2 separate regions of the Homo sapiens genome follow, and region 1 is linked to region 2. The links are chromatin loops, found by intact Hi-C in ENCODE. Cell type or tissue: CD14-positive monocyte. All regions are shown on one strand. Each heading gives the region's core, and the rest is flanking DNA. Links, peaks and the distances in the headings are about the cores only. Region 1 has its middle 48 kb from the start of LINC02695. Region 2 holds the start of LINC02695 (long intergenic non-protein coding RNA 2695).

What was found. A loop is a pair of places that touch in the nucleus more often than their neighbours do. Peaks named below come from ENCODE experiments on the same cell type or tissue, not always from the same donor. Only the 100,000 strongest peaks of a DNase experiment are listed, where the experiment ranks them.
Region 1: it touches region 2 in a loop (2.9-fold over the local background); 15 of 110 quality-filtered maps call a loop at or near these places.

Annotation. Positions count from the first base shown.
Region 1 is chr11:86,136,988-86,153,449 of GRCh38, forward strand. It overlaps the pseudogene RNU6-560P. Among named protein-coding and RNA genes, the nearest start is that of LINC02695, 48 kb to the right of the region's middle. RefSeq lists cis regulatory regions at 6,606-6,988, 11,532-11,582, 14,278-14,788 and an enhancer at 14,379-14,879. In CD14-positive monocyte, for the core only: no CTCF peak of the experiment used is centred there; DNase peaks (open chromatin) are centred at 4,854, 5,364 and 6,844; H3K4me3 peaks cover 4,855 bases; H3K27ac peaks cover 5,893 bases.
Region 2 is chr11:86,192,503-86,208,964 of GRCh38, forward strand. It overlaps LINC02695 (long intergenic non-protein coding RNA 2695), which reads right to left and starts at 996. Exons shown (of 2, transcript XR_001748524.2): 1 at 931-996; 2 at 1-412. It also overlaps the pseudogene FNTAP1. RefSeq lists enhancers at 9,708-10,208, 10,209-10,709. In CD14-positive monocyte, for the core only: a CTCF peak has its summit at 10,057; DNase peaks (open chromatin) are centred at 9,709, 10,178, 10,499 and 13,119; H3K4me3 peaks cover 5,082 bases; H3K27ac peaks cover 5,248 bases.

The DNA of each region.
Region 1 (16,462 bases), core at 2,695-10,694, 58 kb before region 2:
TATCCTTATAACGCAGGGAATAAAATACAAAATTCTAGCATGCTATTCAAGGCCACCTCAAGTCTTGACAATGCTTTGTGAGCCCAACCTCTGGAAAATGAAAAATACATAGAAGAAAAATAAATTTATAAAATAAGCTGGATATAGTTCATAAAATCTGTGTCCAAAAATCTACTGCAAAAAGTGTTTTGTGTGTGTGCATACAAATATAAATTTAGATAGATAGAGATATGTATATGACACACAATGTTATAAATGGTTAAGATTTCTAGACAAGCCCATACAAATCTATTTGATGTATAATTTGTAAACAAACTACTGTGCATGTGCAACAAAATTACTCTGCAATGCCGATAAATAAAATAGGAAAACCATTAAAATTTAAAATAATTTTTAAGAAATATATCTTGACCACTGACCCTTGAGATGACAAGATGGACAGATGACTCCATTTGTCTTTATAGCTAACATTTACACTGTGCTTACAATATGCCAGGCCATATTCTAAGAGCTTTACAAGCAATAGCTTTACAAGTATTTGATCTCACAACAACCTTATAAAATAGATACTATTTCTCCATTTTGTAAACAAGGAAACTGAGGCATGGGGTAATTAACTTGCCCAAAGTCACATGCAAACTGGTAAAGGTGGGATTTGAATTCAGACAGCTTGGTTCCGAAGTTACCACTGCTTAAATTAGCACAGCCATTATGGAAAACAGTATTAAAGTTCCTCAAAAAATTAAGCATAGAACTACCATGTGATCCAACAATGTCACTACTAGGTATATATACAAAGGAAATGAAATCAGTAAATTGAAGAGATATCTGCACTCCCATGTTTACTACAGCATTATTGACAATTGCCAAGATATGGAATCAATCTAAGTGTTCAACAATGGATGAATATGGATAAAGAAAATGTGATATATATATATGTATATATATACCACAATGGAATACTATTCAGCCGTAAGAAATAACGAAATCCTGCCATTTGCAACAACATGGATGAATCTGGAAAACATGTTAAGTGAAGTAAGCCAGACATAGAAAGACAAACACAACACGTTCTCACTCATATGCAGAATTTTTAAAAATTGATCTCTGGCTAGATGCAGTGGCTCAGGCCTGTAACCCTAGCAATTTGGGAAGCCGAGGCGGGTGGATCACCTGAAGTCAGAAGTTTGAGACCAGCCTGACCAACATGGTGAAACCCCATCTCTACTAAAAATACAAAATTAGCCAGGCATGGTGGCACATGCCTGTAAACCCAGCTACTGGGGAGGCTGAGGCAGGAGAATTGCTTGAACCCAGAGATAGACGTTGCAGTGAGCCAAGATTGTGCCACTGCACTCTAGACTGGATGACAAGAGTGAGATTCTGTCTCAAAAAATAAATCAATCAATAAATAATTATAAAAATAAAGATAACCAAAGTTTCCACATTTAATGACAATTCTATCTTGAGAGCCACTGTAGAGTTACCAGGAGGAGCTAGAGCTGGTTAATGGTGGAGAATGTGCAGGAAGTGTCTAAAACTGTCAGGGCTAGACTGGCTGGGGAACAAAACTGGGTAGTCAGGATTGGGTATTGGGTACATGATGTTTTACTGAGGTAGTTTTAGTGCCAGTGATATTTCAGTGTTCAGACTTAATTCATTACTGTAAAGAATAAATTATTAAATTTTCAGCTTTTAAAAAATCATCAAATAATCTGTGTAGATAATCTCCTTAATGTCAGGATGAAATGAGGGTCAGATGAGGAATTCAGGAATGGGGCTGGACACAGAGATGTGGTGAGAGATGGTGAAGCTTATGAATGGGGTAAGGTTGTTACCCATGTCATTTGTTCATTTTTTAAAAGTGATAACCAATTTCTCTGAGTCTAAGATCTCCTAATCAAGCCAGCCCTTGCACGGCTACAAAACTAACCTCCCTAAAACACAGGTGAGACTATGGCACTCTCTTCCTTTCTGGGCTGCTCCTTATTGGCTTGATTTTTAGGGTCCAGTATATCCAAAGTGTCAAAACAAAAATGTATTACTTCAGAGGGACATGCAGGAGGAAGAGGTTAAGCACTGAGTGCTAACCACAGTCTGCCTTGGGCAGAAGCAGAAAGAAGCCTCAGGCCAAATGATAGAAGGGAAGTCGCTTTCTGTTTTTGTTGCCGGAAAGGGCAAAGAATCAAAACACCACTTTCGCAATGAATGATCTTACAAAATTGCAATAACTGTGACAAGACCTGAAAGACAAAACGCATTTTTGAAACATCTTCATGCAGTATCTTTTTGCTTTGAAGTATTTCCCATTTGAAAATTGGGATTGTTTGATGATGTACCATCATCTCTGGTATCAAGACAAATACCAAGACAAATCTTGGTAGATCAAGACAAATAAAATATTGTGAGAAAATTGGGATACAGAACCAGGTTCAAATCCAGGCTTTACCACGTATCAGCTGTGTGTTTTTAGGCAAATCTTAACCTCGCTGAATCTCAGTTCTTTCATTAATTAAAGGGGAATAATTTTACTACCTGAGCCTTAGGATTGTTAGAGTGCCTCAGACAGTCAGCATTCAGTAAATATTCAAATATTCATCAAATAGCAACAGTGGTTAGTGGGATTACAGTTGATTATTTATTTTAGGTCTCTGTATTTCTTAGATTGTCTACCATGAGTATATGTTGTTTTTGTAATTAGAAAGAAAAATAAAACTTATTCTTTTTAAAAATGAAGGCCGGAGGGCTGGATACAGTGGCTCATGCCTGTAATCCCAGCACTTGGGGAGGCCAAGGCAGGAGGATCACTTGAGCCCAGGAGTTGGAGAGCAGCCTGGGCAACATGGGAAAACCCTATCTCTATCAAAAATACAAAAATTAGCCAGGCATGGTGGTGTATGCCTATAATCCCAGCTACTTGGGAGGCTGAGGTGGGAGGATGGTTTGAACCCAGGAGGCGGAGGTTGCAGTGAGCCGAGATCGCACCACTGCACTCCAGCCTGGGCAACAGAGCCACACCTTGTCTCAAAAAAAAGGCCTGGTGTGGTCACTCATGCCTGTAATCCCAGTGCTTTAAAAGGCCAAGGAGGATCGCTTGAGGCCAGAAGTTCAAAACCAGCCTGGGGAATGTAGTGAGACCTCGTCTCTACAAAAAATGGAAAAACAAAAAAAAATTTAACTGGGTGTGGTAGCACACGCTTGTAGTCCTAGCTATGTAGAAAGCTGAAGCAGGAGGATCTTTGGAGCCCAGGAGTTTGAGGCTGCAGTGAGCCATAATCATGCCACTGCACTACTGCCTGGGCAACAGAGCAAGACTCTGTCTCAAAAAAATAATAATAATAAAAATTAAAGACGAGGGGCATAATTTCTCATATTTTTACATTTGCTCTCCCCACCCTTGTCTCTTTTATGTCTCTTTCTGCTGTTATAAAGAGTGCATGCTGTCTATGCAGCGATATTCAGAAGGCATCATAGAATGACAGTCATTCTCTATTCTCCAGCACAGTGCTTTTGGGGTCAGCTGACTCTACCCAGGCCTGCAGTACTGAAATGAGGCTCAGATCAGGGTGGTGTCTGTGTCCACGGGAGATCTGTTCTCTCGATTACATATCGATTCCCATCCTACCATTTCCTCAGTTTGACACTAAGCTGGATGCTCCCAGCCATCCCCAGTCCTCAGACAACTGTATTTTTTCCCTCTAGTTTTATTTATTCGGCACCAAGGCCTAGTGGCACCGACATGGCTGCAGGAGTCAAGCCTGCAGTTGGTCTTTGAAAAACAGGGAGAGTGTGGGCGAGTGCATTAAAGGAAGCAAAGCTCTGGCAGCAAACCAGCTTCTAATCTTGACGCCACCCCTGGTTCTCTTCTTTTCTTTATCATTTTAGGCTTGTGGGTCCCAGATCTCCATATTTGCCTTCTGGAACTGCTTTAGCAATAAGAAAAAAGATGGATGAGGGAATTAGGGCCGAGTTACTCCAGCCCCATGAAGCACTCCAGCACCAGGAAGCATAACCTGAGGCTCCATCACGTTTGGAGCTGCCTGCCTTGCAGTGGCCCATCCCTCTCATGCAGAGGGCCTATTTTCAGAGTCACAGAGGTAGGGAAAGAGCCAAAGGGCCAGAGTCTTTCTGAATATGTGGGCTTTGGGAGTACAAGGTGCCCATCATCAGATTCCTCTCAAACCCGTGGCTACTTGCTTGCTCCCATCCCAGTAAACATTGTCGCCATCCACCAGCTGCCCAAGTCAGAAATCTAGGAGTTGCTTTGGACCACCTTCCTTTCTTCACATGTCTCATCCAAGTATACACACAATCCTACTTACTCTACTTTGTAAAAGTGGCCCTTGAAGCCACCCACTTCCCATTTCCAACTAGTTGAGACAAATATGCTCTTCTGTCTCTATAACTGGTATCCCCCAAATATGACAATTGTTTAAATGCCTGGTAGTCCCAAATAACAGCAAGAGAGCATAAGGTCACACAGACAGTCAGTGACACATAGATCCAGAGGGGAGTGCAGGCTTCCTGATTCCTAGTCCAGCACTCCTTCTGGATTTGTTCATTTGTTCAATATGCTGTATTGAGCCCTTAAGAGATGCCAGTCACACTGCTAGATACACTTATCTCTGGGGTTTCTCCAGGGTCACCTCTGGGGTGACTTCCCATATTGGATTATGGTTTTCTGCCTGTTATTTTATGTCCCTTTGCTCCGGCATATCACAGAGTAGGGCATCCCTCAGGCCCCTGCCGGACCTCTCATCCTAGCAATCCACAAGTTGGCTTCTGTGTGGTTTACTCACAACAGCTTCTAAGCTGTGGGGCCAACAGAAAATACACACATTGAGGCATTTCTCCAGAGGAAGAAACTATGTGAGTCAAACATTTAAGCCACAAGTAAGTGCAACTATTTCCCTCTAGACCAAACTTCTGTACATAGGAAAGGGGAACAGGAAGGTTGATCTGGGTTCAGTTTTCATTCCTATCTCACTCCATGACATCTTGGGAAGGAGGAGCTCACAGCATAAGTCCTTAGCATATCCAGAATTCCACTGATTCATTTAACACATGTTAATGAAGGTGTGCCATGTGCCAGGCATCAGCATGGGTTCTAGGAACCCAGTGCTCTGTCACACAGATGGAGATTCTGTCCTAGGGGATTTTGTAGACTCACACAATTGGACGTAACCTACTACTTAGTTTCCTTTTAAATACATTCATTTTTTAATGCCATATTCACAAATTTCAAATAAAGGATTATAGAATCATAGAATACAGGAGACACAAAGGAGATACTCATTTAACCCAATGCCTTTCTCCTCTTAGTCAATGTTTAAATCTCTTTCCCAATATCCCTCTCAAGTGATCATGTGATTCCTCCTTGGACACCCACAATGACAGAGGATTTACTGCCTCCAAGGTGATCTATTCTATTTCTGAACAGCAGCAAGGGTTAAATGTTCTTCCCTGTGTGAAGCCAAAATCACTTTCCCTAAAACTTGTATTGCGTTCTGCCCTTTGGGCCTATACAGGACAAGACAGTCTCTTCCATTCTGAGTGGGCCCTGGCTATGTGAGGATGGTTGTTACAGTGCCCAAGTATTCTCCAAACATCTCCCCTTGATGCTCCCTCTCCCCTTGAACATGGTTTTGAGCTCATTCTCTAGTCAAATGGCCAACAGAGCCACCCTCCCCTGCCCAACTCTGTGGAAGGAACTTCACGTAAACAATATTTTCCTTGATTCTCCCACATTAAGTTCAGAGATCATGCCACTATAGAGCATCCTTCTCTCACCTCTACAATACCCCATCACTTGTGTAACTCTGTATGTACCATTGAAACAAGCAGGCAAACTAGAGCTAATAATATTGAGCTTTCAGGGTGGCTTTGATTAAAAGAGATAATGAATGTTGAATCAAATACTGAACAAGTATTGATTGAACACTCATCCTACACTGCACACTGTGCTGAGCTCCGTGTGTGACACCATTCTGAGGAAGATAGAAAAGGTCTCTAACCTTACGGAGATTTTAGCCTAGATCCTGAACATAAGCCCCTCTCCAGGGCTTGTACAGTTTTAACCAAAGGTGGGGGTCTTCAGAAGCAAATCTCCATGACCTAAGCTGAAAGCTCAAAAATGGTACCATTATGATGGTCATCATGATGAACTTAGATACGACCATATTAATGCCAATACAGCCTTTAGATGTTACAATTTCCCTGTGAGAATAATACTTTTGGAAACCTAAGAAAGTCCATAGTGGTATTTCTAATGACTAACAACCATGGTATCAACTATGGCCTCATTTTTTCCTACTAGAAACTCCGTATTTCCCATAAATCAAGGAGTTTTATAATAAATGACCTGGGTTAGCTTCTACTGAGCGACTATTCTAATCTGGATCACTTTTCCTACCTTGGTCAAACCAAATGTGAGATTTTAGGGCAAAGCAGCAGTTTTATTGAGGGAAGTGCAGTTGCACTTACAGGCATGGTGCCAGGCGCCTTTCCTCCTTCCACTGTCTGCTATAGTCATTATCCTGACCACAGTTCTCTTCGGCCACCATCTTATTCGGCATGCTACAGTTGACAGAATTTGCATCCAATATTAAAGAGGCTTTCAGCTTTTCCAAAAGCTGTGCCTTGGCTTCCTTATCATTTCACATTACAGCTTGCACATTGTTTGGTCAGGGAACTGATGGGAATGGAAGTTATTTACTGAAAAATAAATCACCTCTTATTTCAGTTGAAACCACTGTTCTTCCTGTTTCTCTGTTACTGTCAGATAATCCACCATCTTGGGTGGAGTGTGCATGAAACCACTACCTAACATATGACCAGGGGAGGGAAGTGACCACAGGATATCACTATCTGTGTCAGAAGAGTGGCAAATGTTTAGCAGGAAGCACTTCGCATTTACTGGTACAGCAGAGTTGTATATCTGGGAAGATGGTCCATGGCCACCATGTTACTAGGATGAGAGTTAAGGTCTCTTTCATTACACCTCATCCACTGCCCCTATATACTGACAACATTTATTAATACTATCTACGCTTTTGGATATTAATCATAATTTTTTTTTTGAGACAGTTTCACTCTTGCTGGAGTGCGATGGTGAGATCTCGGCTCACTGCAACCTCCACCTCCTGGGTTCAAGTGATTTTTCTGCCTCAGCCTCCCGAGTAGCTGGGATTATAGGCACGTGCCACCACACCCGGTTAATTTTGTATTTTTAGTAGAGACGGGGTTTCTCCATGTTGATCAGGTTGGTCTCGAACTCCCAACCTCAGGTGATCCACCCGCCTTGGCCTCCCAAAGTGCTGGGATTACAGGAGTAAGCCACCACGCCTGGCCTATTAATCATAATTTTATCCATGTGGCTAATATCTACAATTAGCCTGGCATTGTGCTTGACACTTTATGTACTCTATCTCACTCAATCTGCACAACAAATCTTATGTGGTAAGCATGATTATTCTGTTTTCATATGAGAAAACTGGTTCAGAAAGGGCAAGTGGGTTGCTCAGGGTAACTTTAATAAGATTCAGGCCCAGTGTGGTGATGCACAGAGCCTGACATCTTTTCACTCTCTTACTTTACCACCTGGTACGCACAGAGCCTGACATCTTTTCACTCTCTTACTTTACCACCCTGTACACATGAATCCCAATCCAGAAAAGAGGGGGCCTCTCTCAGAATGTCCTTCCTCCCATACTTGTTCACTCCCTCCCATTATTTGTGTTTTTATCTCCTACACAGGCTTGCAAGTTCTGATGAGGGGAAGATGCCATTCATCTTTGTAGTCTTCCAGAGAATAGAATACGATAGTGTCTCAAAAAATGCCAAGTGAAAGCACACACACAAACCAGAATATAACGCTATAGCTGGAATTTCCGGCTCCTAGTTCAAAATTGCAGAAAGACTTCCTTCTTAAGTATAATAATGAATCTAATCTTATGTAGCCTATGTGATATTAATAGTAGCCTTGCAGTGACTGAACAGTAAAACCTCTTTTTCACTGTGGCTCCAAATTGCACATCCTCTTGGTGTCCAAAGCCAAAGAGAATAAAAATCCTCCCACCCATAGTGTGCCAGTCAAAAGTAGCTGAGTCAAGACATGCAGTTTCTCAAATATGAATAGAAAAACTTTCTGCTCTACATCAATAGGAGAAGCTTCCCCAGAAGCACAAGAAACTAGTGAGAGTCATTGTGCAAAGAGCGTAAGAGGAGAGATCTCCTCTTTATATACAAAGCTGGCTTTGCTGGGACCAGATGCAGATTGAGAGGCAGTGTTCTCAGTCATTAGTATTTAAGACCCTGACACCTGAAAATCATCATTCCAATTAGAATGGAAGAAACATGCAAGAAATAGGTGCACAGGGATCAGCAAGCCAAGAAAGAAAGAGGACTGGGATGGCAATAACTCTCCAAATTTATGGAGGGCTTCCTATGTGCAGGCACTTACTTTATTAGTTTTAGTATTTATAACAATTTGAGGGGTAGATCTATTTTGCAGATGTAGAAATGAAGCTGTAGAGCAGTAACCTGCCCAAGTTCTCCCTGTTGGTAAATGTAGAGCTGAGAGAATTGAACTCAAATGTCTGACTCCAAAGCCTAAGTGCTTAACCATTAATGCTAATCATTAACCACACTTAACTAACCATTTCATCTTTTCCTTGGCGAGCAGGGACTAGAGGTTACATACTAGAAATCCACTGCATATTCTTTATTGGCCTTATTTACATTATGAAAAAACTAAATGTACAGTTCTCATTCTGTAAAATGGATGCAGTCATTCAAAATTAATCTTTTTGTTGTCAATTTCAGTCCTGGGCTAACAACCTCCCCTAGATAATGTACAGAGACATCTGGACTCAGTGTCTCCACATTGACAATTTTATTCAAGAAACTCATATCCAGAGCGGCCAGCCAGATAAGCAGCAGCCGTTATAGGCTTGAGCCTGATAAAAAATGTTGCTTGAGGCCGGGCATGGTAGCTCATGCCTGTAATCCCAGCACTTTGGAAGGTCAAATCCGAGGCAGGTAGATCACCTAAGGTCAGGAGTTTGAGACCAGCCTGGCCAACATGGTAAAACCCTGTCTCTACTAAAAATTAGCCAGGCCTGGCAGTGTGCTCCTGTAAACCTAGCTACTTGGGAGGCTGAGGCATAAGAATCGCTTGAACCTAGGAGGCGGAAGTTGCAAAAATGTTTTTTAAAAAGCTACTTGTTTCACTTATATTAGTAGAGTGGATTATAGTCTACCATGCACTTCATATCTATTATTTCATTTGATCCTCTGAAGAATGTTATGAGATAGATAAAATAAGTAATATTATCCCTATTATATATATGAAGAGGCTCACTTAGAATTACAAAATTAGAGCCGGGTGCAGTGGTTCACACCTGTAATCCCAGCACTTTGGGAGGCTGAGGCAGGCAGATCACCTGAGATCAAGAGTTCGAGACCAGCCTGGCAAACATGGTGAAACCCCATCTCTACTAAAAATACAAAAATTTGCCGGGCATGGTAGCAAGCGCCTATAATCCCAGCTACTTGGGAGGCTGAGGCAGGAGAATCACTTGAACCCAGGAGGCAGAGGTTGCAGTGAGCTGAGATCGCCCCACTGTACTCCAGCCTGGGCAACAGAATGAGACTCTGTCTCAAAAATAAATAAATAAAATAAAATTAGAAAGTGGTGGAACTGGGACTGTAGTTCAGGGGGACTTTGAGTTCAGGTCCTGATAATCCAAAACCCAAATAAACAAACTTCTAGCCCTTTAGAAATATGGATGGAACCATGCTCAAATCTTGACGTTATCACACAAGTCTATCAGCTTCACACATCACTATCACATCTGCCAAATAAGAATGAGGATATCTGCTTTGCAGGATTGTTCAACTAAATGAGATAATGTAGGTAAAGCCCCTTCAATAAAGTAGTGAACAGAACAGACATGGATCCTGTCCTCCTGAAGTTTATAGTCTGGAATCAGGAGGTGGCGATTAAGAAGAAAACATTCAATAATACACACTTAACTATCAAGTTATACTAATAAAAAGTGTCATAAGGGAAAAATACAGAGTGCTATGCAAATGTGCAGTGGGGTGACATAACTTAGAGTGTGGTCCAGAGAGGCTTCCCTAGGCAGTGACAGCTAAGCTGAGACAAGAGGATGCAGTATAATAAGCCAGGTGACATGGGGAAGTGTGAGGCCATGGGTGTGGGTGTCGGTTACAGCAGAGAGCGTTCCAGGCATAAGAAGCATTTTTGAAGACGTGTGGTGCCCATGAGAAACAAAGAAATTACTTGTGGGGCTGGAGTGTGAAGAGATCCAAGAAGAATGATGTGACAGGATGTTGGTGAGGTTGGCAGCCTTCATGGCATGTGGGGCCTTGCTGGTCAAGTTTAAAATTTTGAACTTTATCCTAACAGCAATGGGAAACAACCAAAGGGATTTAGGCAAGGGGGCAACATCAATAGGTTTGAGCTTTACAAACTTCCAATTCCTGACTAGGGAAAGTTGGGATCTTTTTAAAACTTTTCCTTTGGCCGGGAATGGTGGCTTATGCCTGTAATCCTAGCACTTTGGGAGACTGAGGCAGGCGTATCACCTGAGGTCAGGAGTTCAAGACCAGCCTGGCCAACATGGCGAAACCCCATCTCTACTAAAAATACAAAAATTAGCTGGGCGAGGTGGCGGGCGCCTCTAATCCCAGCTATTCAGGAGGCTGAGGCAGGAGAATCACTTGAACCAGGGAGGCAGAAGTTGTAGTGAGCTGAGATCGTGCCATTGCACTCCAGCCTAGGCGACAGAGTGAGACTCCATCTCAAAAAATAAAAACAACAACATCAAAAAAGCCCCTTTTCTTTATTTTTTTGAACAAACACTTCCTTAGTACCTCTTATATTGCAAAGACAGCAATAGGCTGTTTGTTTCAAATGTAGAATCTGAAGACTTAGAATGGGGCAAGAACCAACATGTCCCTTTAAGGAGCTAGAACATGTCACCTCAAAGGCTCCCTCCACTTCTGCCACCTAACGCAGTTGCTTCTTACTCTAAGCAAGAAGTAACCTCCAAATCCTAAAAGTACATTAAGAACCAGTGGGACATTTCTGGGAAGCTCATTTATTTATTCTTTTTGTTGAGCAGACAAATATTAAGCATCAACTATGTACCCAGCACTGTACTGGGTGCTGAGGGTACAGGATTGATAAGATGGAGGTCCTATACTTTAAGAACTCATGGTTTGGGGTTGAGGTAGGCCAGAAAAATAACAATCCCAACAAACTAGAATCTGTTACAAGAGAAAAAGCCAGGAGGGAGTTGCTCACAGAACCTAGAGTGAGGAAAGCTTTAGAAGAGGTGATTAGCACCTAATATATGCTCCGTAGCTGCATACTGAGTAAATTTAAGTTTGAGCTGAGTCTTGAAGATGAGGGGAAGGTTAGCAGGGAGAATAAGAGGAGTAGGGAATGAACAAGATCACACATATCAGAAGAGTGTCTTTTGAGATTATTTTATCAGCAGTAAACTGGATGGGTTGAAAGGGAGAGATTATAGGCAAGGAGGTCAAGTAAAAACCTGGAGCAGTGATCCTGCTGAAAATTGAAGAGGACTTCATGTGCACTCAGCAGTAATTGGGACTGTGCTCAGTTTGCCTAACCTTAGCTTGCTCTCAGTGGTATGGTGCACGGCTTGTAATTGTTATTCGCATCTCCCCATGAATGCATGCCTGTTCTCCCTCACTAGGGTGGAGACTGTCATTGACTGAAATCCTTATAACACTTAATTCTGTACCCTGCACCCCATGCATCCCCATCAAAAGCTGGGTTGATGATTGGATTCCTCGAGCTGGCGTGGGAGTGGGAGAGCTGGAACAAGGGAGCAGGGAGAGGAAGGGAACCAGGGCTGGCAATGAGGGTCAAAAAGCATTTCATGTTATCTTAAATTTTTTTCACAAGTGTAATGATGCCTTTATGTGTTCATGACTTAATTAAATAGTTTTTTTTAAGGTAATAAAATCATTAAGAATATGCAGTATTGCTTTTCACTGCTTTTCTATTTTTCCTTTTCCTTTTTGTTTGTTTGTTTGTTTGTTTGAGATGGGATTTTGCTCTGTTGCAGGCTGGAGCACAGTGATGCAAGTATGGCTCACTGCAGCCTTGACCTTTCAGGCTTAAGAGGTCCTCCCACCTCAGGCTCTTGAGTAGCTAGGACCACAGGGGTGGGCCACCATGTCCAGCTAATTTTTTTTTTAGAGATTAGGGTCTCACTGTGTTGCCCAGACTGGTCTCAAACTCCTAGCCTTAAGCAGTCCTCCTGCCTGAGCCTCCCAAAGTGTTGAGATTATAGGCATGAACCACTGTGCCATGCCCAGTAGTGCTTTTAATAGTGAAAAGTTTGAATTACCTAAATATCCAGCAATAGAAATATTACCAAATCAATCATGATACAATTTCAATGGCAGAATTTAACAAAAATAATGTTGTTGAGGTATGTTCACAGATATAAAGAAGTTAGTATTTTATAGTTCCACTTAAAAGTAAGTAGATATTAATTACTATATTCTGAATTATCCCATTTTTGTTAACAAATATATGCACAAAAAGGTTTAAGATACCTTTATATAAGAAGTTTATGTAGTTTCTACATCAGCGGGATTCTGTTGTGCTTTCTTTTACTTCTCTATTTCCTAATTTTTAAATAAAAAATAAATAATAAGAAAACCCCAATTTTTAAAAATGTTAATGAAATGAGAAAACTGAACTAGGAACAAAGAGAGTAAGAAAGCTAAGAGGAAAAAATGTACCATGGTGCCATGGTGGATGGGGATAATAAAGAAAGTAGAGAAAAGACGTTCTTGGAATTGTTTTTTTTGAAAGAGATTTTCTTATTTTCCATAAAGTTAAGGGGAAAAATATTTTTGTTCTCAGAGTTTTTCAGTGTGCTTTCCAAGCCATCAAATTCCTAAATATAACCAAAGTTGATGATTTTACAAGTAAGCCAATATAAACATAGTAGATGTTTATATTTCAACATTAACAACGTGACATTGGAGCTGCAAAAGATCTTCCCAATTGGCCATATTTTATTTTTCTCAAAAGTTTCCATTTTCAGTCCCCTTTTAAAATACATCCAGTCCCCCCTCCCCACCCCCACTCCACCCCTTTGTGGCTTTAAAATTTCAAGAAAAGGCAGAACCAGATTAACATAGTAAAACTGGGGACAGAGCATGTGGAAGAAAGGAGCAAGAGGGAGGTGGTAGAAGGTTACGCATTTGGGGAGGAAGAGGAAGAGAAGGAATTTTTGCAGAGCCTTGCCTCAAAGAGGTACTACTCAAACTTAGTCAAATCATGTAGGCTCTTGTTAAAATGCAGGTTTTGATTCCGCAGATCTGGGTGGGACTCCCTGGTGATACCCATGCTTACTGGTCCATGGACAACTTTGAGCATCAAGGCCTTAGACTCTGGGACTTTGCTCTTCCACCCTGGTCACATTTCACATGGGCAGCCTCTGGCTGTGATAACCTCTTTCTTTCTAACCTAATAGGGTTTTATTTTATTTATTTATTTATTTATTTTTTTGTCAAAATACCAAATATTGGAAACTTTTCAGAAAGTAGTTTAACCATGAGCAAGGTACAGTTCAAGGTACTCTCCATGGAAGAGAGTAAAATGGGAAATACAATATGGAATGGGTAGAAGCCCCTGATATACGAATGTTATTTGTTATAAAGGGCGTGGTGTTGTGGAAAAAGCCCTGGACTGGTTGTCAACAAAACTGGCTTCAATACTAGTGATTACTAACTAGCTATATGCCCTTGTGCCAGTCATTTTTCTCTGGTTCTCTGTTTCCTTTCCTGTTAAATAAAATAATTGGTCTACATGGCTTCTAAAATCTTTTCAGTTCTGACACTTGAAGAATCTATAAAGGAGATCCTATATCAATAGGAAGGGAGGGAAAGGGATGTGCCACCACACGCGCAGCTGCCAAGGATCCTGTACATGTGGTATTACTGTGGTGGAATCTCCCATTTGTCTGCCCAGATGCAAAAATGTTATTGGAGTGAGAGACTGGGAAACTTGCCTGGTATGAAATCCTAGTACCCCAACTTCCTGCTTTTGGCAATTTAGAGTCTTGGGAATCAGTCCCAGCCCCTATAAAATAAGGCAGACCCTGTAAACATGCCTTCCAAGAGCCTCCAATGTAGCTCTGACAGCTTTCAAATTCTAAGCTCCTCAATCCTCCATTCTCAGGCCACCCTCAGGTTTCACCTCATTCCCCTGTACTGGTCAGCAGCCAAATTCTGCAGCCTCTTGAGCTTAAGGTCCCAGCCAAAAAGCCTGACTGCCCTCCTACTTGTGAACAAATCCCAATTCTTGAAGCAACCCCAGCCCTCCCCAACAGACTCCCTGCTGAACCCTGAGTCTCCCAGATACTCAAACTTAGTTCAGCCCTGTAGCAATCAAGCCTCAGGGATTTGGGCTGGCTGGAAGCTGACACTTCTCTGTTTAAGATAGTCCCATCTGCAGAGTGAGGATCAGCCCCTAAATTGATAAGCACAGGGTGGGAAAGCGACCTGCCCTAGTGAGATTACCCAGACTCTAAAGTAAGGTCCTGCAGCTCCACCTCATACCTCCATGGACACACACTCTTTGGCTTTTAAGTTATGAAACAGACCTGTTGCTATTCTAAGGAAGTCTCACAAGTCACCATATAAACATGCCAGCTTCAGGCAGCTTCCTGTGGTTTGCCAAAAACCAGCTGGGAAGGCAGCCAGACTCCCGCCACCGTCCTGGAACCCCCTCCTCTAGCAGACATTCACTCAGGGCATGACCTCCTGAGGTGCCCACTTGGGATGCAGGAACTTAGTGGCTGCTAGAGTTGTTATTTTTCCCTCCAGCCCCAGCCTGGGCTGGGCTGAATGATGTGGCTGGCTGGTACAAAGGCTGCTTTTTATAATGTTCTTCTTTGGTATTTTTGCTGTCTGGAGAGGGCTTCCTTTCCTCCCACAGTTAATTAGCAGCATCAAGCATTTCCCTTTCTCCAAAAGAAGTCTGTTCCCACCCATGAGGCCAGGCAGAGGAGGTGGCAGGTGTGGCTAAATGCCCCCTGAGGTTAACCTCAAACTTAAACTTAGAGCCCTACTTGGTTAGAAGTGATGTGAAATGCAGGGCTAGCTTCCATTCTGGGCAGAGTCGGCAAGTGGGCACACGTCCCTGGCAAGCTAGCATCCCAATCAGGTGAGGGGACAGAGAAGGGGGTGGGGAACCAATGTGTGTTTGACACATTTGTGAATTGTTTCTACAACAAAGACTTTTTTAAAACAACAGAGTGAAGCTTTATATATTTGAATGAGAAGCACACAGAAGGACCTATTGTCTGGAGGAAAAATTGCATGAGTAATTGTGCATGACTTCAGACTTCCCAGTTGAAATGTTAGGCATATTAAGGATGATTGAGGGCATTCCAGTGTTTTCAGTGTGGAGAAGAGGGAGGACAGAGCTCCCAGGACTAGGGGAGGGAGGCAGGTTGTGTAGCAAGACAAGGGAGGAAGGAATCTGAGGAACTCTGTACCCCACTTTGCTCTCTGGTTTCCATTTTTCCTCTATTTAATTGAACTGCCACCTCCTACAGGAAGCCTTCCTGACCCTATCTCCTTCCTCCACCTGTCACTCTAGGTGTTCTTCTTGATACATATCTCCTGTCTTTTCATTATTTACTTGACTATGATACTGTGGATGGGCCATAGAAAAGAGAGGATGGACTCCAGATGCCACTTCCTAGATGTGTTACCTTGGACAAGTTACTTAGCCTCTCTGTGCCTCAGTTTTCTTGTCTATAAACAGTAATACCTTGTAGGGTTGTTGAGAGGATTAAATGTGTTAAAACCCATAAGGAACTGAGAATAGTGCCTGACATACAGTGTGCACCCTCAATAAATGTTAGCAATTATTTATTTTTATTTGCATCCCCTCTTGTTTGCACAGGACCTAATATATCATGGGGCAGCTGTGTTCAACCCTCATATGCATCTTAATTGCTTGAGGAGCTTTAGAAATGTACAGGCCTGGCCTGGGCTCCATTAATCTATGGGTGAAACCTGGTAATGGTATTTTGGAAATGTTCCCTGGGTGGTTTTATTATGTAACCAGGTTGAAAACCAGTGTCATAAATGCTCAAGGAATATTTGTTGAATGAATGAATGAACCAAATGGGATCAGAAAGAACAAACCCCATGCTGGCTTCGGCAGCACATATACTAAAAATTGGAATGATACGGAGAAGATTAGCATGGCCCCTGCACAAGAATGACACACAAATTCATGAAGTGTTCCATATTAAACATATATATAGAGAGAGAAAGAACAAACCCAGGTTACCCCATCTTTAGGAATGTGAAGGCATGATGATTCTGTCTCCTTCAGAAAGTTGATTCTTCCTGAGACAGGTTTCAAGAG
Region 2 (16,462 bases), core at 5,402-13,401:
TAACAATATTCTTATTCTTATTATTTTGTTGTCCTTATTTCATGCTTCAGTGGTTTCAGAATAAAGTTCAAACTCTTTTCCAGGACATGGCTAGCCCATTGTGATCTGACCCATGCCTATCATTCTAATTTCAATTCTTTCTATCCCCCCACATGCATTGAACACTCCAGTAACATTGAACAACTTGTGATTTTTCCACTGCAATCTGCTGTCACTTGCTGACCAGCCTCTTTCATACTGTTATTTCTGCACAGAATATTCTCCCCCATTTCCCCTTTTCACCATTCTTCTTCTCTTTCAGTTCTGTCTGATTTTATTGTTGTTGTTTTTAATACTTAGCCCAGGTTTTCTCCTTGGAAAACTTCTCTCCACCACTTATGATCTTGGAAAAGTTTCTTCTCTATTTTCACATCTAAAGAATGAAAATCACAGAATAACACCTGCATTATTATGAGGCTCAAATGACATAATCCACATAAAGCACTTGGCAGACTGCCTGCCAGGTGGTAAGTGCCCACAAAAAAATTATCTGTAATTATCGTAAATATTCTTTGACCTTCCCCCATGGTGATATAAGAGCTTTCTCCTCTGTCCTCTACTAGCAACCAGAGCATAGAAGGTGGCAGGCTTTCCTGTAATTTACTGCTCATGTGTAAGTCTGTTCTGCTGTACTGACCATTCTTTGAGATCAAGAGCTCAATTGTTCATTTCCATATCTTTAGTGCCTAGCACAGGGTTTGGACATATGGCAAGTTAATACTTATTGAAGCAAAATAGGGAAATAATTATTAAGAGGACACATGCTAATTCTGTTCTCAGAATATTTTTTAAAACATTCATTCCATTCTTATGTTCCTGCAGTACAAGTCTAAAAATATTTCATTTGTCTACCTTCTATTTAAATAAAAGTGCAGCATTAACAAAACCTACCCTGTTGAGCCAAATTTCCTTTTGTCTTGCTTTGCTCTAGTCACTTCCTCTTTTTTTTCTTTCTACTTCCTCCTGGTAAAGGTCATTTCTTTCTGTGTCATAATCTCACCTTTTTTTTTAAAAAAATAATGTCAATGTTTTTCCCAAAATATGCATTCCCAGAAAGCTGCGTAGTCGTTACCCGTAACAAGGAAAACCCCACCCTTCCTGTCCCCCGCTGTGCTGCAGCCCTTGAAGTCTCCAGGGTATCTGTAACCTTAGCATGGAGTCAGTATGAGCTCCCTCTCCTGGCAGGTTATAGTCATGCTAAAGCTAGACACGGCTAGAGTATCCCAGTCACACATCCAGAAATGATTATAAAGCATGAGATAACCCAGGCCTTTCTGTTCCCTGAGCTCAGATTTAAGGCAGGTGTGGGGCTATCTAATTTGTTTGTAAAATCATTCGCTTGACAGGCATCACAGAGATCTGAATCCCATCCTACTGCTTGGAGGAAAGAAGCTGCACCGTTTATGAAAAGAATAAGAATTTGGATTTGTGCCCTGTTCTACCACTTATCTAGCTGGCTGCTCTTTTGTCAAATTACTAATACCTGCAAGCCTCTGGATCTTCAACTTTAGGGTAACATTAGACCTATTTCACCTACCTTATAGGGTAGATGTAAATTTTAAAAACAATATAAAAACGGTGCTACTTATTGGGTAATAGCTATGCTTCAGGCACTGATAGGTGCATTATCCCTATTTTGTATATGAGAAAACCACAGTTCAAGCAGTTGTCACATAGTAACTCTGTTAACACATGGAGAGCCAGGATTCATACCCAGGTCTTTCTGACTCAAAAGCCTTTCTTGATGTTTTCCCTTTAATTATACCAGACTAATGTTCCTGAATCATGCATCTGAAAACATTTGGGGGAAAACAAAAGTAAAATTCTATACTACGAAGGTAAATTTTTATTTTATAGATGTTGAAATTGAGGCCCAGAGAAGCGCAGTAACTTTCCCTAGGAGTTGGTGGCAAATACAACTCAGTAGTTTATTAAGGACTCAATAGTATTTACCCAATAGGGCTAGCAAGTGTGCAGGCTACTCGGGTGTTAAAATGTAGCTGCACCCAGGTGAAAGGGCAATCCAATAAAGGTTTCAGGTACTTTACACTTTTTTTCACATGCTTTCCACTTCATGGTTGCACTGGACAGCTTAGGTGATACAATCTCAATGATACTGTCCAGATCACGAGGGTTTCCTGAGTCCTTGTTGTGAAACACAGGAGGCCCTCTGTGTGACTTGGTCCCAGCATCAATTTCCAGCTTCATCTCTCATTAGGTCTCCTGGGTCATCATCTAGCTCCAAACCTCCTCCTCAGTCATAATGAACTGCTTGCAGCTCCTGGAATGCATCACATGGATTTGTGCCTCAGAACCTCCATTCCTTTACCTAGAATATATTTCACCCGCTGAGCATCTACTTATTTTCCAAGACTCTGTTTAAATGTCACTTTTTGGATACAGTCTTATTTGATCTCCTACCACCCCTCCCCACTTGAGATAGAATTAACCATTCTCTCCTTTGGGCCTCTAATATCTCCTCTTCATATTTTTAATTGGGACATATAATGTTTTTATTGCACCAATATGCAATAAAACTGGTTTGTTTGCACTTCTGTTTGTTAACACCTTAAGAATAAGGACCATCTTGAGATGGCGGCCACCGAGGGGGTCGGGGAGGCTGCGCAAGGCGGTGAGCCCCGGCAGCTGGAGCAGCCCCCGCCCCAGCCGCACCCACCGCTGCCCCAGGAGCAGCACGAGGAAGAGATGGCAGCAGAGGCTGGGGAAGCCGTGGCGTCCCCCATGGACGACGGGTTTCTGAGCCTGGATTCGCCCTCCTATGTCCCGTACAGGGACAGAACAGAATGGGCTGATACAGATCCAGTGCCGCAGAATGATGGCCCCAATCCCGTGGTCCAGATCATTTATAGTGACAAATTTAGAGATGTTTGATTACTTCCGAGCTGTCCTGCAGCATGAAGAAAGAAGCGAACGAGGTTTTAAGCTAACCCGGGATGCTGTTGAGTTAAATGCAGCCAATTATACAGTGTGACATTTCCGGAGAGTTCTCTTAAAGTCACTTCAGAAGGATCTACATGAGGAAATGAACTACATCACTGAAATAATTGAGGGGCAGCCCAAAAACTATCTAGTTTGTCACAATAGGCGAGTAATAGTGGAATGGCTAAGAGATCCATCTCAGGAGCCTGAATTTATTGATAATATTCTTAATCAGGATGCAAAGAATTATCATGCCTGGCAGCATCGACAATGGGTTATTCAGGAATTTAAACTTTGGGATAATGAGCTGCAGTATGTGGACCAACTTCTCAAAGAGGATGTGAGAAATAACTCTGTCTGGAACCGAAGATATTTTGTTATTTCCAACACCACTGGCTACAATGATTGTGCTGTATTGGAGAGAGAAGTCCAATACACTCTGGAAATGATTCAACTAGTACCACATAATAGTTCATGGAACTATTTGAAAGGAATTTTGCAGGATCGTGGTCTTTCCAAATATCCTAATCTGTTAAATCAATTACTTGATTTACAACCAAGTCATAGTTCCCCCTACCTAATTGCCTTTCTTGTGGGTATCTATGAAGACATGCTAGAAAACCAGTGTGTCAATAAGGAAGACATTCTTAATAATGCATTAGGGTTATGTGAAATCCTAGCTAAAGAAAAGGACATGATAAGAAAGGAATATTGGAGATAAATTGGAAGATCCTTTCAAAGCAAACACAGCACAGAAAATGACTCACCAACAAATGTACAGCAATAACACCACCCAGAAGAACTTGATGGAATGCTTTGATATTTTATTAAGGGACTCTGCAGGAGTTTAAAATGAGGGTGATCCTTCCCTTTGCCTGTGGCGTAAAAATGCATCACACAGGTATTGCTTTTTAACAAGAACTGACGCTCCTTGGGTGCTGCTGCTACTCAGACTAGCTCTAAGCCATGTGATTGTTCTAAAGCAAAGTCATTGCATGGGAAGAGGAAGAAAAAGTCCCATAAACGAACTTTTGTAGTCTTATCAACATGTAATCAAATCCCTTAGCATCAGCTCCTCCCTCAGCGGTACACGCGTCAAGATTTGTAGCAGTAATAACTGCAGGTCACTTGTATGTAATGGATATGAGGTAGCTGAAGTTTGGTTCAGTAAGCAGGGAATACAGTGGTTCCATCAGAGCCAGTCTGCACACTCACATTATCTTGCTATCACTGTAACTAACTAATGCCAAAAGAACAGTTTTGTAATAAAATTATAGCTGTATCTAAAAACAAAAAACAAACAAACAAACAAAAACAATAAGGACTATCTTGTTTGTCATTGCATCTTTAGTCTTCAGTATTCTGAGCACTTAGGGGCAGAGCATGATGACCGGCTAACCCAACAACTACACCCAACTAATCTTTTGCCTGCTTCCACTATAAAAGCCAGAAAAAAAAGAATCATTTTTCCCAACCTCCCTTGCAACCATTAGACACTACACACACAAAAAAGCTCTGCCCAATAACATCTGAGCAAAGATCTTAGGGAGAAGCAGACTGCTTCTAAGAGCACTTATGCAATTCTGATAAAAGGGTCAGAGTGACTGATACAAACCGTCTCCCTTTCCTTCTGTCTTGAATACAAACATGATGCTTGAGTTGGAGTAGTGCCATCTTGCAACCATGAAGGAAAAGCCCAAAAGGCCACTGAGCCACCCAACAAATGCAGCTGCTGCATTTATGTTACATGAGAAAATTGTACCATCGCCGATTCAATCTGCTGTGTTTGTGTCATCTGTTACTTGCACCTGAGAACATTCCTAAGTAACTTATAAATTAATAATTTTTGTCACTTAAAAACAGGTAATTTTTTTATTTCAAATATTTTCAAATGTTTAGTCCCAGAAACTTCTCCTCAAGAGGAATTTTAAACTAAGCCGAATAAATAATGTTGATCAAAGGAGAGGTGTTCTCACTGAAGAGGAAAGGAGATTGCTGTGTGGACTACCAGCCTTTTTCTTACTCCCTTGTTTTCCCCAGTAGCTCCTGAAGCACATATTTAAAACTTCTATGGCTTCTCTGAATACTGAACTACTCTCTAACACTTGATGGGAGTGTAAACTTGAACAGCCTTTTTTGTGCACAGTTTGGCAGTTTGAGGACAATTCCTATCATGTTGTTAAATTATGTAATCTTTGACTCAGCAATTCCATTTCTAAGAATCCAGCCACAGATATACTGGCATTGTTGTACAGAGATATGTATATATATACAGAAGGTGGTTCATTACAGAATTGCCTAAAGGTTAAAAAAAGAAAGAAAAATTTTAAAAAACAACATAGATGTCCAATAAGGAACTCATTAGTTACTTTATAGCACATTCATCCTCTGGCATATTCTGCACCCATTACTGACATTGAAAGGTCTCCAGGATATAGTAAAGTAATATACCTTTAACATATATTTAAAAAGTAACTCATAAAATACTATTAAAAGAAAAATCAAATGAGTACATAAAAATATACATATGTAGGTATGTTAATGCATAGAAACATGTCTTGAATGAAGACAATGTTAACAGTGATTACTTTTGGGTAGTGGGATTGAGAGAGAGAGAGAGAACTTCAACTTTTTACTTTGTAAACCAGTATATTGTTTCAAAAATTGGCATGTATTTATTTTTCTTAGGTAAAAAATAGAGAATAGTACCTTGCCAAAGAAGATAAACTGATGATAAATAAGCACATAAAAAGATGCTCAACATTATATGTCATCAGGGTATTGCAAATTTAAAAAACAGTGAGCTACTACCACCTATTAGAATGGCAAAAATCCAAGACACTGATAGTACCAAATGCTGGTGAGGATATGCAGAAACAAGAAAGCTCATTCATTGCTGGTGGAAATGCAAAATGGCAAAGCCACCTTGGAAGATAGCTTGGCAGTTTCTCACAAAACCAAACATGTTTTTACTATATGATCCAGCAATTATGCTTCATGGTATTTAATCAAATAAGTTGAAAACTCATGTCTACACAAAAACCTGCACACAAATGTTTATAGCAGCGTTATTCATAATTGACAAAACTAGGAAGTAACCAAGGTGTTCTTCAGTAGGTGAACTGGTAAATAAACCATGGTACATTCAGAGGATGGAATGTTTTTTAGCACTAAAAAGAAATGAGCTATCAAGCATGAAAAGAGTGGCATTCTCTCTATTCTCCATGAAAAGACATAAAGGAAACTTAAATCCATATAATTATACTAAGTGAAAGAAGACAACTGGAAATGGCTCCATACTTTATGATTCCAGCTATATGACATTCTGGAAAAGACAAAACTACAGAGACAGTAAAAAAGATCACTGGTTGCCAGGGGTTAGCAGGAATGGAGGGATGAATAGGCAGAACACAGAGAATCTTTAGAACAGTGAAACTACTTTGTATGATATAGTGGTGGATACTTGTCATTATACATTTGTCATAACCCATCCATATACATATAGCACCAAGAGTGAAGCCTAATATAAACTATGGACTTCGGGTGGTAACAATGTGTCAATGTAGGTTCATTCATTGTAATAAATGTACCACTCTGAGGCAGAATGTTGATTGTGGGAGAGACCATGTGTGTGTTGGGGCAGAGGATACATAGGAACTCTCTGGACTTTCCACTTAATTTTGCTGTGAACCTAAAACTGCTCTAAAAAATAGTTTGTTTAAAAAATAGAAACAACAATTCAAGACTTAGCCCAACATATTTTATTTTATTAATTTTTTTTTAAGGCAGACAGGGTCTTTCTCTGTTACCTAGGCTAGAGTGCAGTGGTGGGATCATAGCTTACTGTAACCTTGAACTCCTGGGCTCAAGCAATCCTTCTGCCTCAGCCTCCCAAATATCTGGGACTACAGGTGCATGCCACCATGCCCAGCTAGTTTTTTATTTTAGTTTTATTTTTTGTGGAGACAGGCTTTTGCTATGTTGCCCAGGCTGATCTTGAACTCCTGGCCTCAAGTGATCCCCCTGCCTCAGCTTTCCAAAGCACTGGGATTACAGATGTGAGTCACCATGCCTGGCCTAGCCCAACATGTTTATTCAACAGGATGGACTAGGTCCTGTGAGGGTACAGTGAAAATTAAGACATAGTCCCTTTTCTCAAGGTGCTTGAATATAATACAGCGAAGTTTTAAAACTATACCATACTATAAAGCAGATTTTTTAAAAAGTGCTGTAAGAAAAACACAAGTAACTGATTATGAGAGTCTAGAGAAAGGAATGAGTTCCTCTGTTCTGATTAGGGGGGATATGAGAATACTTCACTGCAGCAGAAGCATGTGAGTTGGATCTCAAAACATAAATACATTCTTGTCAGTCAGATAGAGTGGGAAGGGAACAGGAAGAGCACTCTAGGCAGAGGGAACAGCACAAGGAGGCCTGAAAGTGTATATTATATGTGAGGAATTGTGGCTGCCTGGATGGCTATCATGTAAGATAAGTAAAGGGATACCTTGGGAAATAAAACTGGACACGAAAAGTGGGGTAAAAGCATGCAATATCCTTTATACTCCATGCTAAGCTGTTTATATTAACAAAATATAGGGAGTTAGCACAGGTAGGCCAAGTCAATCACTGGTAGATTAGATCTGTTGTCCTGCAGCCAGGACAGGAGTTAAGAGGCATAGGCCTCTGTCCAGGGGCCTGGGCCAGGGTTCAAGAGGGATAGGTTCTGATGAGCCCACACTCTGAAGCCTGCAATGGGAGCACCAAATACTTGAACTCCTGGGCTAAAGCAATCCTTCTGCCTCAGGAGGATTATGGGGTTGCGCCAACAGCCAATTAAGGGCATCTTAGCACCTTTTGGATCTGAGCAGCTCTGGCCTCCCTGCTCAGCCCCTCTGGCTGGCAAGACCTTCTATAATTAGAAATCATGCTTTCTTATGCTTGGTGTCCCCTTTTAGGGTCATCTTCTCTAGCTAGACAGAGGAGCCTTGTGGGGATATTGGTAAGGATCCATTTTCTTCTTCCTATACCCGCTGTTCTAGGAGTTGGGTAGGAACATGTCCCTATTGACCTACCTCTCTTGAACCACCTATAATTCAACCAAGGAGTTTGTACTCTGGAACCTTCCTCATTTCTCTTGATTCTGGTTTTCTAAGCTCCTGACATTAAATTACTCTCTTATTTTTTCTCCTTGGTTTGATTTGTGTTCCTGGCTCTGATTCCCAATTATTCCAAAACATATTAGTTTAATGGTTTGGCCCTACATTAAACCTTACTGTGAACGACAGCCTTAAATGCCCCCTCAATAAGGGCTTTTTATCTAATATAGACCCTGCATCACATCATTGCACCTAAGCTGCCTATGATCTAATCAAGGATACATGATTTTTAAACACTAAACAAAATATAAGGTTGAATAGGATTAAACTGTAAAACATCTTGCAGTTAACAAAGAAAAGGCAGTAAAATGCAGTGGGAAAGAAAATGCATTCGAGACATCTGGATTCTAGTTTTATTTGTCACTAACTGGTTGCAGGACTAACCAAGTCTCTCAACCTCAACTATAAAATTGAAGGATTGTTCTATATGACTTCTCAGAGAACTTTAAACTCTGTGACTAGTGCTATGTGGGTAGAGAAAGGGAGGGATCTCTTTGGGTGGGATTTGTTGAGTAAGTCTTCTGGGAAAAGAGGAAAAGGGATATAAGGTGAGCTTTAAAGATGTGTGGGATTTTTTACTGGGAAGATGAAAGTGAGAGCACTTGCAGAGTTGGAGGTAAAAATGTTGGTAAAATAAGGAAGGAGGAATGAGCAGAATGGCTCACGGCACAGCAAACACCTAACACGCCAGCCTGAGCACAGCAGCTGGTAAGCAGTGGGAGAGGCCTGGAGGGGCAGGCTATGGTGAATGCTGTTGGACACAGGCTGAGGGGTCACAGAGGATCTTTGTGGAGAGAAGATTAGTCTGGAAAGAGTGGGCAGGATGGAGGGGTGGGAGAATATATTGGAGAGGAGGAGAGGAGTTTATGACCATGGTCCAGTTATGAGTTAAATACATTTGGACTAGGGTAGCTGAGATGTGAGTAGAGAAAGTGGTAAATCTGAGAGGCATTTTGAAGCAGAGATTGAATAAAGAGGAATAAGGAGGAAGTGATCTAAGTTAACTAGCAAAGCTTGAGGGGAGATTTTGTTAACAGGAAGGGGAAAGGAATTTTTTTGGGGGAGGTTTGGTCTTCTAGGGAGTTTCATTGTTTCATTCTTAGACATGAACATGTGTGAACAGTTGTACTGGGAGTCTTTTAAAATATGTACATTTTTGTAGGCAGTTAGAAATGTGAATATTATTGTCAAAACAGATAGATGAGTTTCTAAGTGTTCACACTGAGGCAGTAGTTGAAACTGTAAAAGCAGATGCTGTGTATGAAGAAGAATATTACAAAGAGAAAGACATACAATAATTAGAAGAAAGAAATTATTACACATTTTATAATGCTTAACTATTTAGCTTTACATTTTATTTCTAACTTAAATCCAACTCTTATAGTACTCCTTTGACCTGTCCTACAAATTTATCTCTCTCAATCTTTTTTTTTGCATAAATATTAGCAATCTTTTCCTTTTCTTTGTGGGTAACTGTATTAGTAAAGACAGGTTAGCTTATACTAACACTCCAAATCTCAGTGGCTGCAAGGTATTTCTCATACACTCTACATATCTGTCACTTCCCCTCACATTTTATTGGCCAATGCAAGCCACACAGCCATATAAATCCTCAAAGGAGGTGGCAGTTTGATCCCCCAGTGTACATTAATGGGAAGAGTGGGACTATTTGTGAAAAGTTCTAATGATAACCATAGTAACACACTTTTTTCCTTAGACCGTTATCTACAACCATGCCTCCTCCACCTTTTTATTTGTACCGTCACTAAAACGTTTTCAGTATGAACGTTTTATAAGCAGCAGTATGGTGGCATAATTCTGTGGCATAATTCCAAGTTGTTTCTGCTTCTTTGCTCTTTTCTCCTTATTTTGATGCTGTCTTCCTTTGGTTCCATGACAGGCTCTCTTCTTTTCTTCCTTTCCCTATTCTTAGAACTGAAGAGACTCAAGGAAATGCTACAACGGAATCAAAACAATTTTATTTTATTTTTTGAGACGGAGTCTCCCTCTGTCGCCCAGGCTGGAGTGCAGTGGCGCGATCTCCGCTCACCGCAAGCTCCGCCTCCCGGGTTCACACCATTCTCCTGCCTCAGCCTCCGCAGGCGCCCGCCACCACGCCCTGCTAATTTTTTGTATTTTTTTTAGTAGAGACGGGGTTTCACCGTGTTAGCCAGGATGGTCTCCATCTCCTGACCTCGTGATCCGCCCGCCTTGGCCGGCCTTCCAAAGTGCTGGGATTACAGGCGTGAGCCACTGCGCCCGGCCTCAAAGCAATTTTTACCCCATCTCTCCTCCCTGTGGTTGGTTCCACTTCTCTTCCTTCTTTAGCAAGAGTCATTTCTTCCCCTTTGAGTCCTGCTGCACTTCCTTCTTTTTCTCACTTCCATGTCACTCAGAGGTTAAGGCAGTTGTAGAGCAAAACAACCAGCTGACAAGCAATAGATGTTATGCAATTCACCATTTATTCTGTGCAACATTAATTAGCTGGTTGTCCTGATTTTCACAGCCTGTGCCCACCCCATACATTGTTGACTTCATTACTTCTAATAAGAATTAATCTTTTTTTCCATTTGAATCCCACAGAATGTGGTTTGAGTCTCTAATCTGATTATTACAGTCTGCCCTTCCTCAGGGTTATTTTTGTATATGCTCCCTCACTAAATCACAACATCCTTATAAACAGTGATGTGCACATAATAGATACTCAATAATTGTTAACTCACTGATGAGTCCTAAATTTGACTAACTTGCCATTGGTTTTGGTAACATTTGGGTAAATCTTGATTCAGCAATTGGCACTCAGACTTTTGCTCATATCTAGAAAAAAAGGAACATATATAAATAGAAAAAAATATTATCTGTTGAAGACCTTTCTATTTTTCACCCTCCATATTAAGATTGTAGTACTATTGTTTGTTTACAATTCATACCACACCTGCTTTCTAAGAGGCTTTAAGTAGACGTATTAGGCAATATATTCACTTATTCATTAATTCATTCATTCACTGATTTACTCAATAGTCACTTAATGAGTCCCTATCATAGGCTAGGGATAGGATAGAAAGTCTAATAAAAGGTTGGGCATGGTGGCTCATGCCTGCAGTACCAGCACTTTGGGAGGCTAAGGCTGGCAGATGGCCTGAGTTCAGGAATGCTAGACCAGACTGGGCAACATGGCGAAACCCTGTCTCTACTGAAAATACAAAGTGTGGTGGCACCCACCTTTAATCCCAGCTACTTGGGAGGCTGAGGCATAAGAATCACTTGAACCCGGGAGGCAGAGATTGCAGTGAGCCAAGCTGGCACCACTGCACTCCAGCCTGGGTGACAGAGTGACACTCTGTTTAAAAAAAAAAAAAAAGTCGAATAAAATGTGGTAACCTCTTTCAAAATCTGGGAGCAGGGGGGAGACACATAAGTAAAGCAATTGCTACTGTGCCATAAACACTGTAGCCTAAAGGAGAAGCATCTAAGTGAGATTGGAACTTCTTGGGAGATGCGACCCCTGAAACTAGCTTTGAGGTTAAGAGGAGGAGATAGCTGGAGAATTGGGGATGGTGGAGCAAGGGTTTTTATGAGAAGGAAATGTGCCATGTGCAAAAACTGAGATGGGAAATAAAATTACATGCTCCAGAAACTGCTCAAGAAATTCAATAGGACAGATCCATAACATCCTAGTTGAGGAATGGCAGGAGACAAGCTAGTGAAATGAACATGTGTCAGATCTAAAAGCATCTTGTGTCTTAAAGTAAGGAATAGTAACATCAAAGCTATGGAACACATCGAAACTCCTCTGCCAGGCAAGTGGGGTCTCAGATGCCATTCTGGGATTATACTTACAGAAGCTGGGTGTGGTTATGGGTAGGGTAAGACACTCCCCATAATATGCATGGAATAGAACTGAGAGGATCTGAAAGTGAGGGCCCAGGGGACAAAGCTAGGATTAATTCAAAGCTGACAGGAAACCAGAAATAATTAATATGAAACATGACCAGAAAGTACTAAGACATAGCAAAGAGGAAAAAATGCAGGGTCAGAGGCACAGCTTAGCATCTTTTTGTTGTTGCTGTTGTTCAGACAGAGTGTTCAGTCTGCTGCCCAGGCTGAAGTGCAGTGGCGCAATTTCAGCTCACTGCAACCTTCACCTCTTGGGTTCAAGAAATTCTCATGCCTCAGCCTCCCGAGTAGCTGGGACTACAGGTGTGCACCACCACACCCAGCTAATTTTTTGTATTTTTAGTAGAGATGAGGTTTCACCATGTTGGCCAGGCTGGTCTCAAACTCTTAGCCCCAGGTGATCTACCTTCTTCAGCATCCCAAAGTGCTGGGATTACAGGCATGAACCACCACACCCAGCCACAGCTCAGTATTTTAAAGCCACCTTTTCCCTTTTTGAGCTCCTTGAGCCAGTGTCTGGATGGTAAAGGAATATTTTGAACTGATTTGGACCTAAGGCTATCCAAGTATTTTAAGCAGAAGAGTGATAGGGCCTGTTGTTGCTCTTTTAACTCTAGACACACAGCATCTTGCTATGTCCTGTGAGCTCTACCCCATATGTGTCTGGCCCAGAGAAAGTCCTCAATAAATATTTAGTGAATGGCATGGACTTGCTACTAATTGTTAAGCACAGGAATGTTTTGTTTAGTCTATATTAGGTGAGTATAATGCTACAAGAAAACTGATTTCATAGAAACCTACAAGAATTTACTCTTCTCTTTTATTTATTGTAATAAATGTCCACTAAAATTATGTTATTTACCAGCCATCCAAATGTAAAATTAATCTTTTTTTTTAACAGTATCTCAGACATACACATTTAAAGCATACACATTAAGGAATAAGACAATAGAAAAGACACCCAAAGAAGTAGAACCAACTAAAATATAAAAACAAAATAACAAACAGTTTACCAATAAAGTGGTATACGTTTGCGTAACATCAATACAGAAACAGTAGCTAAGATGATTGCAAAAATGGAGTTAAGCAATACAAAGCTGCTTACAAGACTTGTACGTGTAAATTCTTGATCGTAATTGAACTAATGGTGGTGAAAATAAAGTTAAAATTTCCTGCAGATGTCAGGCGTGGTGGCTCACACCTGTAATCCCAGCGCTTTGGGAGCCTGAAGCAGGAGGATCGTTTGATCCCAGGAATTCTAGGCCGCAGTGAGCTATGATTGCGCCACTGCATTCCAGCCTGGGTGACAGAGAGAGAGAGAGACAGTGTCTCTAAATAATAAATACATACATAAAATATTAAAAAGAAATAAAAGAGATTTCCCATGGGAAACTTCATCATTTGCCTGCCATTCTAAAGTTGGAGTGGGGGGCAGAATAGGTAAGCTTTGGGTCCAGTTTATCATGAGAGAATGCATTAAGCAAACAACAGTTGAACAGAGTGTGGCCAGCTGGTACAATATGTCACAATGGTGCCATCATGAGACAAGGCCACGTAATATAAAAAGCGAGGAAGGAAATACAAACTCCAAGTAAAGACCAAATTGCTAAGGGCTGCAGGGCCTCCCAGACTACTCTTCATTCACAGCATAGGCTTCAAATGTGCCTTGTGAATGTGCATATGTAACATCTGAATGGATGTGCATTCTAAGTTAAAGTCAACACACATTTAAATCTGTACAGTTTTAGTTATTGATATGAACTTTCAGCCTCAGATTTTAGAATGATTTCTTCATGCTTAACAACATCACCAGATAACAAGAAGCAGCAAGCAAAAATGGCCTTTATGGTATTATAAAAAGTAAATATCTTTGTCTTATCTTTGTCCCAGATTCCTGGCACACAGCTCCCGAAACATTTTGGAATCCTGGGAATGATAAGGGTAAGACTATATTTTGCATGCTAATTAGATGTCTGGTGGCTGACGGCCCCTAGCAAGCTTCAGCATAGGGGCTGGAAGCCAAAAAGGCCAAGTCTTGATTAGAAACTTGGAACTTTCATCCCCATTCTGCTGGGGAGGGGAGAGGGGGTAGAGATTGAGTTCAATCACCAATGGTCAATGATTTAATGAATCATGTCTACTTAATGAAACTTGCATAAAAACCCATAAGCTGGCCGGGCGCGGTGGCTCACGCCTGTAATCCCAGCACTTTGGGAGGCCGAGGTGGGCGGATCACGAGGTCAGGAGATCGAAACCATCCTGGCTAACACGGTGAAACCCCGTCTCTACTAAAAATACAAAAAATTAGCCGGGCGTGGTGGCAGGCGCCTGTAGTCCCAGCTACTCAGAAGGCTGAGCCAGGAGGATGGCGTGAACCCGGGAGGCGGAGCTTGCAGTGAGCCGAGATTGCGCCACTGCACTCCAACCTGGGCGACAGAGCGACACTCTTTCTCAAAAAAAAAAAAAAAAAAAAAAAACCCATAAGCAATGGAGTTCAGAGAGCTTCCCAGTTGGTTAACACATCCGCATTCTGGGAGGGTAGCACACCCCAGCTCCATGGTACAGAAGCTGTTATGCTTGGGACTTTCCTGGGCCTCGTCCCTATACCACTCATTGGCTCTTCATTTGTATCCTTTAAAATACAAATATAAGTAAAGTGCCTTCCTGAGTTCTGTTGGCCAGTCTAGGAAATCATTGAAACTTAGGAGGGGGTTATGGGGATATTTGATTTATGGCTGGTCATATAGAAGTACAGGTGATCTAAAATAGCATGGTACTGGCATTAAAAACAGACATATAGACCAATAGAACAGAATGGAGAGTCCAGAAATAATTCCACACATTTATGGTCAATTGATCTTTAACAAAGGTGCCAGGAGCACACAATGAGAGAAGGGCAGACTATTCAATAAATGGTATTGGGACAATTGGATATCCACATGCAAAAGAATAAAACTGGACCCTTGTCTCACACCATATGCAAAAAAAAAAATCAACTCAAAATGGATTCAAGACTTAAACATAAGACCTGAAACTGTAGAACTACTAGAAGAAAACATAGGAAAAAAGCTTCTTGACGTTGTCCTCAACAATAACTTTTTTTGGTTATGACCCTAAAAGCACAGGCAGCAAAAACAAAAATAGACAAACGAGAGTGCATCAAACTAAAAAGCTTCCTATAGAAAAAGAAACAATCTATGGAATACAAGCTATGTGCAGGAGAAAAAAGACAAGAAACAACCTATAGAATGAAAGAAAGTATTTGCAAGCCATATATCTGATAAGAGGTTAGTATTCAAACTATGCAGGGAATTCAAACAACTCAATAACAAGAAAACACATAACCAGATTTAAAAATGGGCAAAGGGTCGGGTGCAGTGGTTCACGTCTGTAATCCCAGCACTTTAGGAGGCCGAGGTGGGCAAATCACCTGAGATTGGGAGTTCAAGACCACCCTGACCAACATGGAGAAACCCTGTCTCTACTAAAAATACAAAATTAGCTGGGTGTGGTGGTGCACGCCTGTAATCCCAGCTACTCAGGAAGCTGAGGCAGGAGAATCTCTTGAACCCGGGAAGCAGAGGTTGCGGTGAGCTGAGATTGTGCCATTGTACTCAGCCTGGGCAACAAGAGTGAAACTCCGTCTCAAAAAAAAAAAAAAAAAAAAAAAGAGAAAAGAAAGGCAAAAGACCTGAATAGACATTTCTCAAAAGAAGACGTATGAATGGCCAACAGGTATATGAAAAAATGGTCAACATCACTAATTATCAGGAAAATGTAAGTTAAATTAAAACCACAATGAGATATCACCTCACACATGTTCGAATAGCTATCAAAAAGACAAATGATAATACATGTTGGTGAGGATGTGGACAAAGGGGAACCCTTGTACAATGTGGGTCAGAATGTAAATTGGTACAGCCACTATGGAAAATCACGTAGAGGTTCCTCAGAAATTAATAATAGGACTACCTTATGACCCAGCAATCCCACTTCTGGATATATATCCAAAAGAAAGGAAATCAATATATTGAAGAGATATCTGCATCCCCACAATCATTGCAGCATTATTCACAACAGCCAAGACAGAAAATCAATCTAAGTGTCCATCAATGGATGAATGGATAAAGAAAATGTTTTACACACACACACACAATGTAATATTGTTCAGCCTTTCAAAATAAGGAAGTTCTGTCATTTATGACAATCTGGGTAAACCTAAAGGATATTATGCTAAGTGAGATAAGCCAGGCACTGAAAGACTACAGATACTACAGATCTCACTTATATGTGGAACTCATAGAAGCAGAGAGTAAAATGGTGGTTAACAGGGCCTGGGGGTAAGGAGAAAGGAATGGGGAGATACTGTCAAAGGGTAGAGGGTTTCTAACTGTTAGGATGAATAAATTCTGGAGATCTATTGTACA